2 separate regions of the Homo sapiens genome follow, and region 2 is linked to region 1. The links are chromatin loops, found by intact Hi-C in ENCODE. Cell type or tissue: ascending aorta. All regions are shown on one strand. Each heading gives the region's core, and the rest is flanking DNA. Links, peaks and the distances in the headings are about the cores only.

Region 1 (10,584 bases), core at 3,956-7,955:
CCCTGACCTCAGGCCTCCTCCTGTGCCCTGGCTCTGCCATTTCCTCTGTCATTTTGTGTGAATAGAATCCATGTCTCATTATCCCCCAGAAAGACGACCTTTCTGCCCCTGCTGGACTGATGCTTCCTCCTCCTCCCTTCCCCAGCCCCATCTGACTCGGCCTTGTTGTCTGGAGGGCGGCTGCAGGCAAGCCAGAGGTGCCAATTCCCGAACCCTCCATAAAACGGGCAGCAGCTGCTTGGGTGATGGTATTTAGTGCAGAGGAAATAGTGAGGCTCAGAGCCAAGAAGTCTGGGCTTGTGGGAGGCAGGGTCTGAGCAGTAATTCCCCAGGTTTTCTTCGCAGGTGGGCAATGAGCAAGAGGTTTTACGTTCCATGAGGCTCTGGACGAGCTGGACAGAACTCCCTGCTGTCCAGGAGCACTGATTTGGTGGAACTACTACCAAGGAGATTTCTGTTCTCCCTGTTCCTTCATCTACAAGGCTACTGCATTGCACAACATCAGGGGGCGCCATTCATATGTCTAAGTGAACAATTCCCCCAGAATTGTGCAGTGCACAGCTTGTCTGCTGCATGTGCTTGCCAGGTAACCTCCTATATACCCAGGGTTTCTGCAGTGAGCCTCCCTTGAGGCTGGGATTGTCTTTGAAACCTTAGCTCATTTGCTCTCCACCATCACACTTGGGAGAGGGAGGCCAGGATTATGACTCCCACAGAGGCCCAGAGAGTGGAGTGATACATTCCAGGTCATCCGGAGAGCTGGGGCAGGACAGTGCTAGAGTCCAAATACTGCTTTCTAGCCACAGGTTGTTGTGCTCAGGGCCCAAGTCTCTCTGGACTGTCCACTGCTCAGCTTGAGGTTGCAGATTTGAAGCCACTTACTTTGGAGAGCTGGGGCCACGGTCTTGGAGAACCTGAAGTTGGAGTTGACTCTTGAACACATCCCTGTGGTGTAGTAGGAGCTCCCACACTCATGAGACCAGAGGGGGCTGCAGGCCTGGGGAGGGCAGTGCAGATCCCCAGTCAGTGAGGGGACCTCAGAGAGGATCGAGGTCCAATGGCCTGAGGCCCACTCCCATCCTCCACGACCCAAGACAGACTTCTATCTGAGGGGTGAGGGGGTGAGGGATCTTCTTTGGGTCTAACTGAACTCTCTCTTGCTGCAATGTGTACTAGTTCCTTTGGTTTCAGGTCTAATGGAGAAAAACTGATCTTGGAGTCTCTTTCATTGTTTTTTCAAGGCCCTGTTCTCCATCTCATCATTTAGGAATATGATACTTCTTCACCCTACCTGCCCACCCCACTCACCCACCCACCATACGGGATCTGGGGAAGCCTTTTCACCCACGGGTGTGAACACTTCAAGGGTCACTAGAATAACTCCTCTGTCTGAGAGGTCGCCTGAAGGGCCTTACTGGGCAAACTTCTAGGACTGGGTCCCAAAAACATGCCATGGCTCATACTGGGGCAGGGGAAGATAAGAATGTCTGTATTCTTTCTGTGAAATGTTCTACCAAAAACACTGATGTCAGTCCCCATTGAAGGACTGAGTGAAGGGTTCTTCTCAGAGTCATTGTCATTAAAAATGAAAGCTCAGCTCCATGCTTCCATTGTTATCCTGCTATCAGGAAACCCAGAGCTAAATTTTGTGCTGTAATTTCCTTTGGTTTAGGGGAGTAATTATTCTACTTCCGATCCCTTTCTTTAATTACTTTCTTTTTAAGCTCAGATCTTAAAGGTTATGTTTTATCTGTGTACTTTGTTGAAGCTGCTGTACATAATGTTTGGAAGTGGCAGGGGACAGAGGGGAATAAAGAATGGATAGATGGATGGATGGATAAGTGGATGGATAGACAGATGATAGATGGATGGATAAGTGGGTGGTAGATGGATGGATGAATGATGTATAGATGGATGGATGAATGATGTATAGATGGATGATGAATGGATGGATGGATAAATGGATGGAAGATGGATGGAAGGATGATGGATAGATGTGAATGGATGGACAGATAGATGAATGGATAATGGATGGATGATGGATAGTGGACAGATGATGGATGAATGGATGATGAATGAATGGGTGAATGAATGATGGCTGGATAGATGATGGATGAATTAGTGGATGGATGATGGATGGATAGATGATCCATGTATGAATGGGTGGATGAATGATAATGGATGGATGATAGATGGTTGATGGATGAATGGGTGGATGGATGATGGATGAATGGATGATGGATGAATGGATGATGGATGAATAAGTGGATGAATGACAGATGGATGATGGATGGTTGATGGATGGATGGATGATGAATTGATGGGTGGATGAATGATAGATGATGGAGGTTGATGGATGGATGCAGGAAGGAATAAATGGAAAGATGGATGATTACATGGGAGATTGATGGTGGATCGATGTATAGACAGATGGGTAGATGAATGCATGGGTGGTTGGATAGATGAATGGAGGAATGAATTGTTGAGAGGGGAATGGACAGATGAGTGAATCAATGAACAGGTGACTATCTATAAACCAAGGATTAACCTACTCACAGAGGCCCCAGAGAATATATCACACCATTCCTCTCAGACCTTCATACCACCTTGTGAAGAAGAAATGTGATAAGGAGCCTGAGAGGGAAAAGGGAGTAGAGACAAAGCCCCTGACGGATATGTGTGTGGATAGGGCCAGGGGTCCTGCTTTGCCTCTGGTTATGGCTAATAAAGGGCTGTGGGCTGAATATACATCAAGGCACCTCATGACTTTCCCTGGCAGGGCCACTATGCACTCAAGTCCCCTTGCATCCCAGTCATCGTCTTATCTTTATGTCTTATTTGTCTTATCTAATTTGTCTTGTGATTCATGCCCCAGATGTCTCATTTGTCAGCAGAAATAGACCAGAACAAAGACTGACACAAGCACCCCATCTAAAAATGGGCAGTAATTTGTACTGGGCTTTCTGGGGTAAATTTTCTCTGAAGTCCTCTCCTGCAACTGTTTCTAGGAACCATCAGTCTCAGAAGGATCCTGTTTGAACCCCAAGCATCGCCCATACTCAACGCAGCTCACTCCAAGGTGGTGGCAAGGAGCAGGCAGTGCCAATCCATTGTGCCGCCCACACTCACTACCATGTGCAGAGTCCATATGTGCTCACCTGGGCACAGAACAGAGACCTGTAAGCAGAGCCTGCTGCTGTCTGTCCCCCAAAGTCCTATTAGACATTACTCGTTTGCTTGTCGCCTCTCTTTCCACCACAGTGTAAGCTCCAGCAGGACAGGGTCTCTATTCATTGCTGAATCCCGGTGCCCAGCACTGGGCTTAGCACATACTATGGTAAGTGCTCAGAAACATCATTGTTTAAATGAATGAATGTTTCTACCACCTCAACCCAGACATGCCCTTTTCTTCCTTGCGAAGGCCTGTCTCTTCTTTAAAAACAAAACAGAAACCTCCTCCAGCCTTCTTCATCTAATCCTGGATAGTTGAGACGGCTTGTCACTCTGTAGCCCTTCCCTCGGCTGTGGTAGTCTGTGTTTACTCATTTATGGCATCCCTTCCAAGTCTTCTTTGGGTGTGTGGTGCAGCCTGCTTCTTTTTTCAAGCCTAGAGCAGAGATTTGACCTCCAGCCCAGACAACTAGCTCCCCAAGGAAAGGGACAGTCCCCCACCAGACTTGTTGGCTATCTACATTTATTCTTGTCCCCTTTCTGGCTGTTCCTCCCTCCTTCGGGATATGCACACAAAAGGGCTCAATTGTTTCTTCTGCCTGGACTGTCCCTGCCAAAACACCCAGGGCCCTGCCACCCGGAATGGCATAAGCAGGGAGCTGGCGGGGGAGCTGCTTCCTGGAATGCACAGGGCCAGGCAGCTTGGTGGTTGGAGTGGGGGAGAGTGGGTGTACAGGATGGACATGAGGGTGTGTAAGGAGACGCTCCACCCCTCCCCACCCCCACCCCTGCCTCTCCTGACCCCAAGCAGTGGCAGGTGGCTCTTACCAGGAAGCTGTTGTCCTTGGGGTTGGTGGCGAGACTAAGGCCGAGGCGCATGTTGTCTTTCCGCTCGGACACGTTGGACAGGGTGACCCTTCCTGGGGTTGGGGGAGAAGTTCAGCTTGCAGCCCCCTCCTGCCCGCCCTCTGCCCAGAGCCTGCTGCTGGTCTGGTCACCCGAGGTGCCTCCCCGATTCTCCCTGACCCTGGGGACCTCTGGCTCTCAGGGTTTACAAAGGCCTTCCCCAGACGTACTCTCAGGACATCCTCACAACTGCCTGTGAGATGAGAAAACCGAGTCTCAGAGAGGCCAAACAACCTGCCCAAGGTCACACAGTGAGCACTCACCGAGCCTTCTATCTCCTAGCCCACAGCTTTTCCTCCTCCAGCCATCCGACTGGAGCCCCACTTCCCCGTGTGCCCCCAAGCATGCCATGGCATCCCACCTGGGCTGGCTTCCTTTGTGCAGTATCCCCGCTACGCTTTCTTCCAAGTTGACCCCCATCCACACTTAACCAGTCCTGTGCCCAACTCTTTCTGTGCCCACTTCTCTGCTCATCTGAACAATCAACATGTGACAGCTGAGAGTTTCCTCTCATGGGTAACAGAGCCAACTCAACGAGAGCCTTCCAGAGCTGCCAGGCCTTGCCCAGGAATGCCATTCTGAAGGAGGCTGCCAAGAGAGGTGCTTAGGAGCTGGGTTATCAGCCTGCTGGGAATAGGGAGAGGGTCAGCTCTGCGGCAGATTAGAATCATAAAAAAATTGCATCGCTTAAGGTTTTACCAGATCATCCTGGAGGCCACCGAAGGAAAGGAAGTGAGTCTGAATTCCCCAGAAGTGTGTTGGGGTGTGTGTGTGTGTGTGTGTGTGTGTGCACGTGTACAGGAAGAGGGAGTGGGAGAGGCTGGGGAGCTAGAGTGTGCAAGCCCTAATATGCAGTGTGGACAGCTCTGGGTGGCTTCCCTGCCTGGGGAAGGAGTAATTTCTTTTCTTTTCTCTTTTCTTTTTTTTTAATTTTCCCTTCCCTCCCCTCCCTTTTCTTTTCTTTTTTTTGAGGCAGGGTCTCACTGTGTCACCCAGGCTAGAGTGGAGTGGCACCATCGTGGCTCACTGCAATCTCCAACTCCCAGGTTCGAGCAATGGGAGGAATAATTTCTAAGGAGGCCTTGAGCAAGAATGGGTTGCATTGCACTGTGTCGGTGACTGGAAGTGTGAAGAGTCGGCCTGGCTCCCAGGGCACACAGGTCAGGAAGGCCAGCTGGTGCAGGAGTCTGGGGGTGGGCCGCTGGCAGAGCCCAGCTTGTCAGACACAGACTGTTTTGTGGACTGGAGGGTAGGGGCAGCTGTGTTTGTTGTTTTTTCCTTTTTGGTTTTCCTCAGTTTGAAGCAAGGCTCCTTTTGAAATCTGCCCTTCTTGGCTGTGCTAAGAATGACTGGGCTCGATTTCTCTTTTGTCTGCCCAAACAAGCTGGAGAGAAAATAACAGTAAAGCCCCGGTGTTTCTGAGATGCCTTATCATCTACAAAGCACCGCGCACACCTGCCCTTTCAGGACCCCTCACGGTCCTGGGAGACCCAGGGGTCATCATTTCCATTTTACAGATGAGAACATTGAGGTGTAGAGAGGGTTAGTGACTGCCACAAGGTTACCTGCTGGGAAATTAAAGAGCAAGATCTTTAGCCCAGACCGTGTGACGTTTCATCCCGAGTTCTGTGTTTTCTCCCATCTGATGGCATCACGGTGGCAGTGGGAACTAGAGGGGCGGCTCCATGCTCCACTGGGCTGGGTAACCCTCGCCCCCTTCTGGCTAGAATTCTGCCCTCCGTTTATTTAAGGAACGCAGACCTCACCACCCTGCCCCTCTCCTTCCTCCCTCTCCCCTGGGACTGATGTTTGTAGTGAAACTGTGCAGCTGGCTGAGACAGAGGGGCAGGGGAGGAAAAATCCCTGTGTTGGAGTTAGACAGACTCAGGTTCAAGTCTTTGCCCAACCCCTCTGTGAGCGGGAGAGACTCACGCCTTCCTCAGCAGGTCTGGGTGAGGGTCCCGGGCCCAGATATCTCCCTACACAGGCCCTGGCTTTGAGAATCACATCACCTCCCCCAGCCCCTGCCCCTCATTGAAAACCCTGACTTTATCCAGGTGTTGGAAGGACAGTGCCAGTGGTAGAGTCTTTCCCACAGAGGTGTGAATGGCTGACACCCACTTAGCCTTCCCTGGAGAAAAAGGAAAGAACATTCCTGGCATCGTGCTGCCCAGTGCCTGGAACGGCCGTAGGAAAACCCAGGACTCAGGTTTCCCAGCCTTGCATTTTCCACTGTGGGGCAAAACTGACAGATGTTCTTTCTGCCATGCATTTTCTTCTCAGTGGGAGAGAGAGAACCACACCTCAAATGAAGAGTAATTTTCCTCCATCCCAACTCACTTTGCTACCCACTGCCTCCTAGGCTTGTGCCCCAGCTCAGAAATGCTTTCCAGGGTCTCATGGCTTTATGTCTCCTCCTCCCTCTGGAGAGAAATGGGGTCCACATTGCAACAGAGAAAAAAAAAGATTGGTTCACGAATCCACGTCCCTGCCTGGACCAGGAGCTTCTCTTGGTGGCTGAAGCCCTGAGAAGACTGCCCACTCTTCCACCACACCCCAACCTCATTGCCTCTGTCCCAACCACATGGCCTTTCTTTATCTTCTCCAACAGGGCAGACTTGTTCCTACCTTAGGGCGTTTGCACTTGCTCCTCCTTTGTCTGGAGTGCTCCGCCCCCACCTGTAACCTTCTCAAAAACTACCTGCTCAGAGAAGCCTTCCCTGATCACCTTCTATGGTAGAAATCCCTCTCCACTTCCATCACCCCCTAGCCACTCTTATTACAGCACCTGGTTTATTGCACAGCATTGATCCCTGCCTAAAACTATCCTGCTTCTTAATTTGCCTACCCGATTACTGTCCCCTTCCTTGGCCTCTTGTTCCCCACCATATCCCCAATAAATAGTACAGTGTTTGGTACACTCTAGGTGCGCATTAAAGGTTCGGAAACAGATTAGACCTGGAATGGATCCTAAGGGTTGTCGAGTCCAGCCTCCTTGCTTTACACACGAGTAAACTGAGGCTCAGAGAGAGGATGTGAACTCCGCATGGACACACAGCAAAGAATTTGTACAGCTGGAAGGGGACTCCAGGTTGGCCAGTTTCAGAAGCCTGTGTTCTCAGGGTGCTGATGACCTGGAACCATATGCCACCAACCAGGCACCCTCTTCCCTTAGACGATTTCCTCACTGAAGTTTGGGCCCCGGCTATGCTGGGTTTTGAACTTCCCACCCATGGTGCTGATGCAGATGTGGACAGCGGGAGCCTCCGGGACCATGTGACAGACAGCTGGCTGCCCTGGGGAGTTCTTTGGGCTTTCTTTTGGATGCTGACCTTTTCATCCATCAGCTTATCTCTTGAACCTCTGCCATTCCCGCCCAGTGAGACCCTGCTGCCCTTCCCATCCCCCATCTCCCAGGGAGACCCACCCCACTGCTCTGGGGTGGAGACCCCGCTCCTCGAAGGAGGGAGGCCCAGGGTCCTGGCCCTAGGGAAGTCCAGTCCTCCAGGGCAAAGCCTAGAATTGCAGCTTGTCAGCCAAAATGGAACTTTTTCTCCCTTCTGAGAGCAGAGCAAGCAATGACCCAGCTGCTGTCTGACCTTTAGGACAAGTGGGAGCACTTTAGTGGACTGGTGTGTGTGCTTAGTGGATACACATTTGCACACACATAAGCAGATACACACATGCATGCAAACACACACGAGTAGATTTTAGGAGGGCTTCGGAGGCTGGGGGCTGTTCACAGCATCTCCCTGTTCCAGAATATGCCTGAAAGCTCTTTGGCGAGGAAAAGCTTGCATTTCCGAAGGGCAGTGCTGCATGGTGGTTAAAGGGAGGCCATAGCCTGCATGAACTGGACGCCAAGCCCTGCTCCTTGTGAGCTGAGTGACCCCGGGCAGGTCCCCTCACCTCTGTATGCTGTCATTTCCTATCTGTTAAATGGTTAAATCCCATATGGGTGTTGTGAGGATTAAATGAGTCCAAATGTGCCTCACACATGGTGAACATTATCGAAGATATCTGAATGTTAGCTATTGTTGTTATTATTTCAAAATCAGGAAAAAGACAGGAAGTCCTTTTTTTTTTTTTTTTCTCCTGGGAGAGAAAACTTTGAGTTGAAGGGCAGTGGCTGAGTCAGAAAGAGGAATGGCCTGGGACAGCTAGGGCCTGGGTTGATTCCTGGTGAGCCCCTGGCAAGCTGTGTGACTGTGGAAAAGTTGCCTCCTCTCCCTGGCCTCAGCTTCCTCATGTGTAAAGTGGGGGCAGTGATATCAGCTGGGTCATCTCATGGAGTAGCAGGAAGGAGTCAGTGTGACCATGGACATGGGCGTGCATCAGAGCCTGCCTTGTGTTAGACAACCGCTGGCCTCATTGTGAAGAGACCACCAGCCCACGTTACCCAGGTTGAGTTTGGTGCAGTTCCCGTGGATCACTGGACACTTGTACACGTCTCCCGTCTTCTGGTAGCCATTGGTTTCCAGTGGGGCGCCCACGACCAGCCTGGGAAGGAAGAGAAGATGAGCAAAGACATTGGGGGAGGTACTCTTTCCTGGCAGAGGATGGAGCCTGGTGGGCAGTGTGGAGGTGAAGTTGGGTGGGGAGGGTGGGAGGGAACCCTGGAGGTGTGACCACATGCAGACCCTCAGGCTGGGACCACTGTCTCCCTGAGGGAGGGATGCTGGGCTTTCAGCATAAAGTCATGGGACCTGTGGCCCATTCTAGGCCCTTGCCTAGGTACAGAGATGAAGACCACATGGGCTCTGCAACAAATGGGATGGAGGCAAATCCCTGGTAGAGGAGGGGGCGATGTTTGAGCTGGGTCTTAAGGGATGAATATGAGTTTGTCAAATGACGAGAGAGTGGTAATGGAAGTCATTCTGACAAAGGAATGATGTTTCTGGAGCCACAGAGTCTTGACCATCTGTCATTACCTGAAAGGGCCCTCATTCTTCATCTTACAGGGAAGCCTTAAAGCTGGTGCCCCAGAGTGGGTCAGGGTGGACAAGGCAGCCAGTGGGCGGAAGCTGCCATGCAGCTGGGGCTCCTGCCTTGAGCCAATGCCTTTGCAACCTTCTTTGGAAAAAGTGTCTTTGCAGATGTAACTAAGTTAAGGTTCTTGGGTTGAGATCATCCTGGATTATCTGGGTGGACCCTAAATTCAATGGCAAGTGTCCTGAAGAGGAAACACAGAGGAGAGACATGGGGAGAAGAGAGACACGAGAAGACAGAGGCAGAGTTAGGAGATGCTGCCCCAAGCCAAGGAGCGCCCGGGACCACCAGAAGCTGGAAGAACCAAGGAAGGATTCTCCCCCAGAGCCTGCGGAGGGAGTGCGGACCTGGTGCTGCTTCCTTTCAGGCTCGTGTCCTTCAGGACTCTGAGGGAATGCGTTTCTGTTGTTTTAAGCCACGCAGGTTGTGATCATCTGTTATGGCGGCCGTAAGGAACTAACACACCTGGCTTACTTACTTACATGTACCTAGGGAAAAGTGAGCAGCCACTCCTTCCTGGCCCGGCCAAGCCCCGGTGGCCGTGCCCTGGAGGAAAAGCCTGCGACCCTGGAGGTGCGGCTGTGGACTCACCCCCACTGATGCTGGGGAGAGTTCTACCTCAGACTGGAGGGTCCCCAGGTCCTGTCCTTAGTGCTCTCCAGGGCCCTCTACGCCTCATCTCTCACCCACCAGAGAGCAGCCCCATCACGGGGGCCCAGAGTGTCCCAGGATTCTGACCTGCCCACTGGGTCTGTGGCACGTGACTCTGGCACACCTGGGGCCCTCTAGGCCTTGGGTGCCGGTCTGGCTCTCTGCTCAGGCCACATACTAACAGTGGCTAAGAACGGTAACCCTTCCCAGGGACAGCGGTACTGTGTGTGGGAGGGGACACCACAGCCCACAAGAGCCCCGAAAGGCTTTCGATCCCGAGGGATGGAGAACAGATGATGGTGGGATCTGGGGCACAGGGACAGGTTGGACTTTCTGGAGCTCTTTAGACCTTGCTCTTCCAGCAGCTTCCCACTGCCTGGTGACATGGCCCAAAGAAGAAGCCACCACATGCCAGCGGAGTTAGATGGTTGGGAGGAGGTGGCCGGGAGGCTCGGGCTGCATGGCACTTAAGTGGCTTCTTGTGGTCCATTGCTCTCCCTGCCCCGGTCCACCTTGGCGCTGTCAGGAAGGAAAGCCAGGTCTGAAGTGGGAGTTATAGAACTCTGTTTGAAATTAAGCGTCTATGAAATAAGAGCTGAGGTTTCTCCCCTGGGGAGCCAGATGATGGCAGATTCTATATATATCCCCTTATTAAGCCCGCCTATTTTTGACCGGCAGAAATTAATTGGACCCATAACATCTGTTTGTCTAGACGAGGTGATTTTTGGCTACTTAATTCTGCAAGTGATTGTGTGGTCAAGGCTGCTCCATTCTTGAGAGAGAGAGAGAAAGTGAGAGAAAGAAAGAAAAAGGTCAGTAAGAGAACCCTGGGCTCTAAGCTTACTTCTCTGGGGCTGCTCCAGTTTT
Region 2 (4,000 bases), core at 1-4,000, 55 kb after region 1:
AGTCAGACTGCCTGGCTTCAAATGCCAGGCTGTGACTTTATCATCCGGGTGATCTTGGCTAAGTTACTTAACTTCTATGTTAGCTAGTATTACTGTTGCCATTAAGTGTCGAGACCAGTGTTGAAACCTTATGTCAGTGGAACAGGCTCCTAATATGGACTTTGTTAGGCTCAGACTCAGTCTCTCCACCTGTGCAATGGGTTTCATGTCATCTCCCAAGCCACCAGGACAGATTCTGGCTTGGTGGTTCCCAGGGATTGGACTGTAATCTGGGGTCTATGTTCAGCTCCCACCATCTTTTCTGGGCACTCCCAGCTCCTTCTTGGGTGCTAAACAACATGGCCACATTCTGTGGCATATAGATGATGTCTGAATCACTACCCTTTTGTGGGAAATGAGGCATTTAAAATTTCTGCTGCATGCTCCCTGCCCCCTTGTTTCCTAGGAAGTCCCATTATATAACTAGGTTTTCACTGTGTAAAAACAAGGCCATTCCCCTGTCTCCTTGTGTCATCTCAGAGTCATAGTAAATAGTGATGAATAGCATGGGGCCAGCTGGGCTGACCTGGACTGCCTGCTGTGAGCCAATTTACTCCTTTCTAAGGTTCCCCTCCCTTCCAGAGCCCTTCCTCCCTTCAGCAACCTTCCTCGCTCTGCCCATTTGTAAGCGATGCTCAATGGCCACCAACCTCTTCTTGTCTGGAAAGAAAGCCTTTGATAACAAGTGGACAGGGAAAAGTCAGGACTGAATGTATACCTACCTAGTAGCCTGGGGTCGTAAGGAGGAGGATTGGCTTATCTAAAAGGAGTGATTGATTAGTAAATGGGATTTCTAGCAACTGTGGCAGGCGGGTGGGGAGATTTTAACTGATTGATTGATTCATTCTTGAACTATTTATCACTTGTGTACTCTGGCCAAGCACTGTTCTGGGCCCTGGGATGCGTAAGTAAACTCAACAGACAAAAATCTTTGCTCTCAGGATTACATTCCATCGGAGCAGGCAATATACAACATGAATAAATAAAACAGGTAATAATGTGAGATAATATTAAAAGCCTCGGAGAGACTAAAGCAGGGAAGGGGGATAGGAGGGGAGTTTATGCATGTGAATGCATGCAGGGGGGTTGAATTTTAGGTAGGAGCCCGAGGCAAGGCCTCAATGGGAGAAGCATGTTGGAGTAAACTGCCTGAGGTTTGGTGGGCAGGATGCCGGAGTGTGTGCTGTGAGGAATGGTAAGAACAGAACAGTGGGCTGAGGCCTCTGAGAGGAAACCGAAAGCCAACTAAGGCATTTGGATTTAGCAGATGGGAGCCATGGAAGGTTTTTGAGGGAGAGCAGTGACATGTTCTATCTGTGCTTGGAGGAGCTTCCTCAGGTGGGAGGGGGAGGCTGGATACAGCAGCCTGCAGGAAGTGAGAGAGGTTCTTGGGGAAGAGCATTCGAAGCAGAAGAAACAGCAAGTGCAAAGTCCAAGGTGCCTGATGTGTTTGAAGAACAGCCCGGAGGCCCCAGGGGTGGAGCGGAGTGAGCCAGTGGGGAAGGCACAGAGGAGGAAGTCAGAAATGCAGGAGAGCCAGATCACACGGGACCTCTTACTCAGAGTAAGCGGGGAGCCCTGGAGGGTTTGGAGCGGAGCAGGGACATGACATGATGTGACCTACATTCTGGTGGCAGTCCTCTGGCTGCTGGGTGGGAGAGCCTCAAGGTACAAGGGCGGATGCAAGGAGGCCAGTGAGGGGGCTGTGGCCACAGGCCATGGGAGCTTTTCTGTCCCCTGACCCCTCGTGTAACCTGCCTTCTGGTCTTCCTCTTTTGGGCTGAGCAGAGTGGGGAAGATAGATGGGAGATCAGAGCCTTCACACAAAGGTGATGTGGGGCCAGCCTGGGTGGGGGGTGGGGGTGAGGGGCTGGGTTTCAGATGGGCTAGAATGCAGACAGATCTACGCTGAAAAGAGAGGACATTATGTAGCCCAGAAATATGTACAATTATTATTACGTGTTTATTAAAATTTTTTTAGAAGAGAGTTAAGAGCGGTGATACTCCCAGTGGCAACCGGGACATGTTCAGGACGATGGTAGGGGCTGCTGGCAAGCCTGCTGGTGCCTTTGCCCCTGGCTGGCTTCACCATCAGCAGCAAGCACATTCCACAGCTGATGTTTGGCTTGTGGTCTGGCCTGGCCCTCTGGTTGGTTTCTTCTGTTCTAAAAGGCTTTTAAAGTCCGAATTTGAATTCTCTTTAAGTTTGGGGCATGAATCACTGCTTCTGGGCCTGAAAAGGGGTGGAGGGATAGAGGCTCTGTGCCGTGGGGCGCTCCCTCTCACTCAGGCCCGCACCACTGAGGCACGTCTGTGTGAAAGCTCCCAGTCAAACCACTCCAAGTCCGACTACTCACTTGCACGCTCCCTAGCAACATTCTCCACTGCCTGAGGGCCACCTCCACCTGCCCACGAGCACTGCAAAGTCAACGTTCAGGCCTGACTCAACTTCCCCTGTCAAACCTCTCATCCTCTCATGCCTCTCTTCAGGTTGGTGACACCGTCCTTGGTCTCCCAGACACCTTTCCTTCTCTGGTGACCAGGCCCTGTTAAATTCTATCCCCCTGGGTTCACTCCTTTTGCATCTCACCACCTCATTTCACTCTGGTGTCCCCTTGCTGGGTCGCTGCAGTAGCCATCTTATCATTCTACCTGCTCCCCATCGTAGCCCTGCTGTATCCAGCCTCCCCCTCCCACCTGAGGAAGCTCCTCCAAGCACAGATAGAACATGTCACTGCTCTCCCTCAAAAACCTTCCATGGCTCCCATCTGCTAAATCCAAATGCCTTAGTTGGCTTTCGGTTTCCTCTCAGAGGCCTCAGCCCACTGTTCTGTTCTTACCATTCCTCACAGCACACACTCCGGCATCCTGCCCACCAAACCTCAGGCAGTTTACCCAGGTGAACTCTCTCCCTAACCCTCTTGCTGCCAGACCCAGTCCTTCTTGCATTTACAAATAATCTCTCTCCCACCTCTCAAATCCCAGAGTCCTTTATCTGTAGCTGGCTCACAGTCATTACTTCCTCCCTTGCATTGTAGTTATTTATCCAAAAATCTCTCTCCTGCTAAACCACAAGCTCCTTGAAAGGCAGGAGTTATCTCTTCTCATCTTTTATCCCCCAGAGCATCTCCCAGGGCCTGATTCCAAAGGCTATTGTGCTATTACCTCCTGGAGTGCATGTGCAAAGAAATTGAAGACATCTACCCTGCCCTTAAATAGCTTTCCATTTACCTGGACAGAGAGTTCTTTGGTTCATTCAACACATCTTAACTGAGCACCTGCTATGTCTCGCGCTGTGCAAGACCCGGGGATACAGTGGCTAATTACAGATATGGTCCCTGTTCTCCTGGTGCTCCCTTTTCAGTAGGGGAGATGTCCAGGCAACTGGAATGCTGTATGGCGGGGGAAGTACAGGACACCTTGGAATCACACAAGTGGGGCCCCACCTGACTGATTGAGGAGGTCAGGGGAGGTTTTCAGGAGGAAGTGGCAAGCAGAGACCTGAAGAATAAGTTGGGGGCAGCCAGGAGAAATGAGGCAGAGGGTAGAATCAGACATAGGCAACAACAGGAGTGAAGGCCAGGGACAGCTCAGTGTGTTTAAGAAACTAAGAAGCTCAGTCTCATTGGGGCTGCTGTTGGCGTGTGCAGGTGCCCAAACGTATGGCTCTGTTAGAGGTGAGTCCTGAATGCAGGCCAGGGCTGGCCATTCCTACCTGGTCTGGTTGGCTCTGTCAAAGAGTCTGGACTCAACCCAATGGTTGTAGAGAGCTACTAAGGATTTAAGGAGGAAAGTAAGACAACTCTGTTTGTTTTTGAGCCTCACTTTGACGGCTGTGGAGAAAGCTCTGGATGAATGGGGGCAAGAGGGACAATGAAACCTGAGCTGGGGACCTCAGGGAGGTCCTAGGTGTCCCCCTGCTTGTCCCACCCCGCAGGCCGGCCTCCTCCTTCTTGTTGAT

The links. Peaks named below come from ENCODE experiments on the same cell type or tissue, not always from the same donor. Only the 100,000 strongest peaks of a DNase experiment are listed, where the experiment ranks them.
Region 2: it touches region 1 in a loop (2.1-fold over the local background); 4 of 110 quality-filtered maps call a loop at or near these places.

The regions. Positions count from the first base shown.
Region 1 is chr15:68,360,708-68,371,291 of GRCh38, forward strand. It overlaps ITGA11 (integrin subunit alpha 11), which reads right to left. Exons shown (of 30, transcript NM_001004439.2): 3 at 8,477-8,577; 4 at 4,000-4,091; 5 at 883-997. Among named protein-coding and RNA genes, the nearest start is that of ITGA11, 66 kb to the right of the region's middle. RefSeq lists enhancers at 4,082-5,281, 9,228-9,729. In ascending aorta, for the core only: a CTCF peak has its summit at 5,804 (motif pointing left); DNase peaks (open chromatin) are centred at 4,651, 5,254, 5,794 and 6,228; H3K27ac peaks cover 4,000 bases.
Region 2 is chr15:68,419,816-68,423,815 of GRCh38, forward strand. The region is part of intron 1 of ITGA11 (integrin subunit alpha 11); the gene reads right to left. Among named protein-coding and RNA genes, the nearest start is that of ITGA11, 10 kb to the right of the region's middle. In ascending aorta, for the core only: no CTCF peak of the experiment used is centred there; DNase peaks (open chromatin) are centred at 1,606 and 2,216; H3K27ac peaks cover 3,442 bases.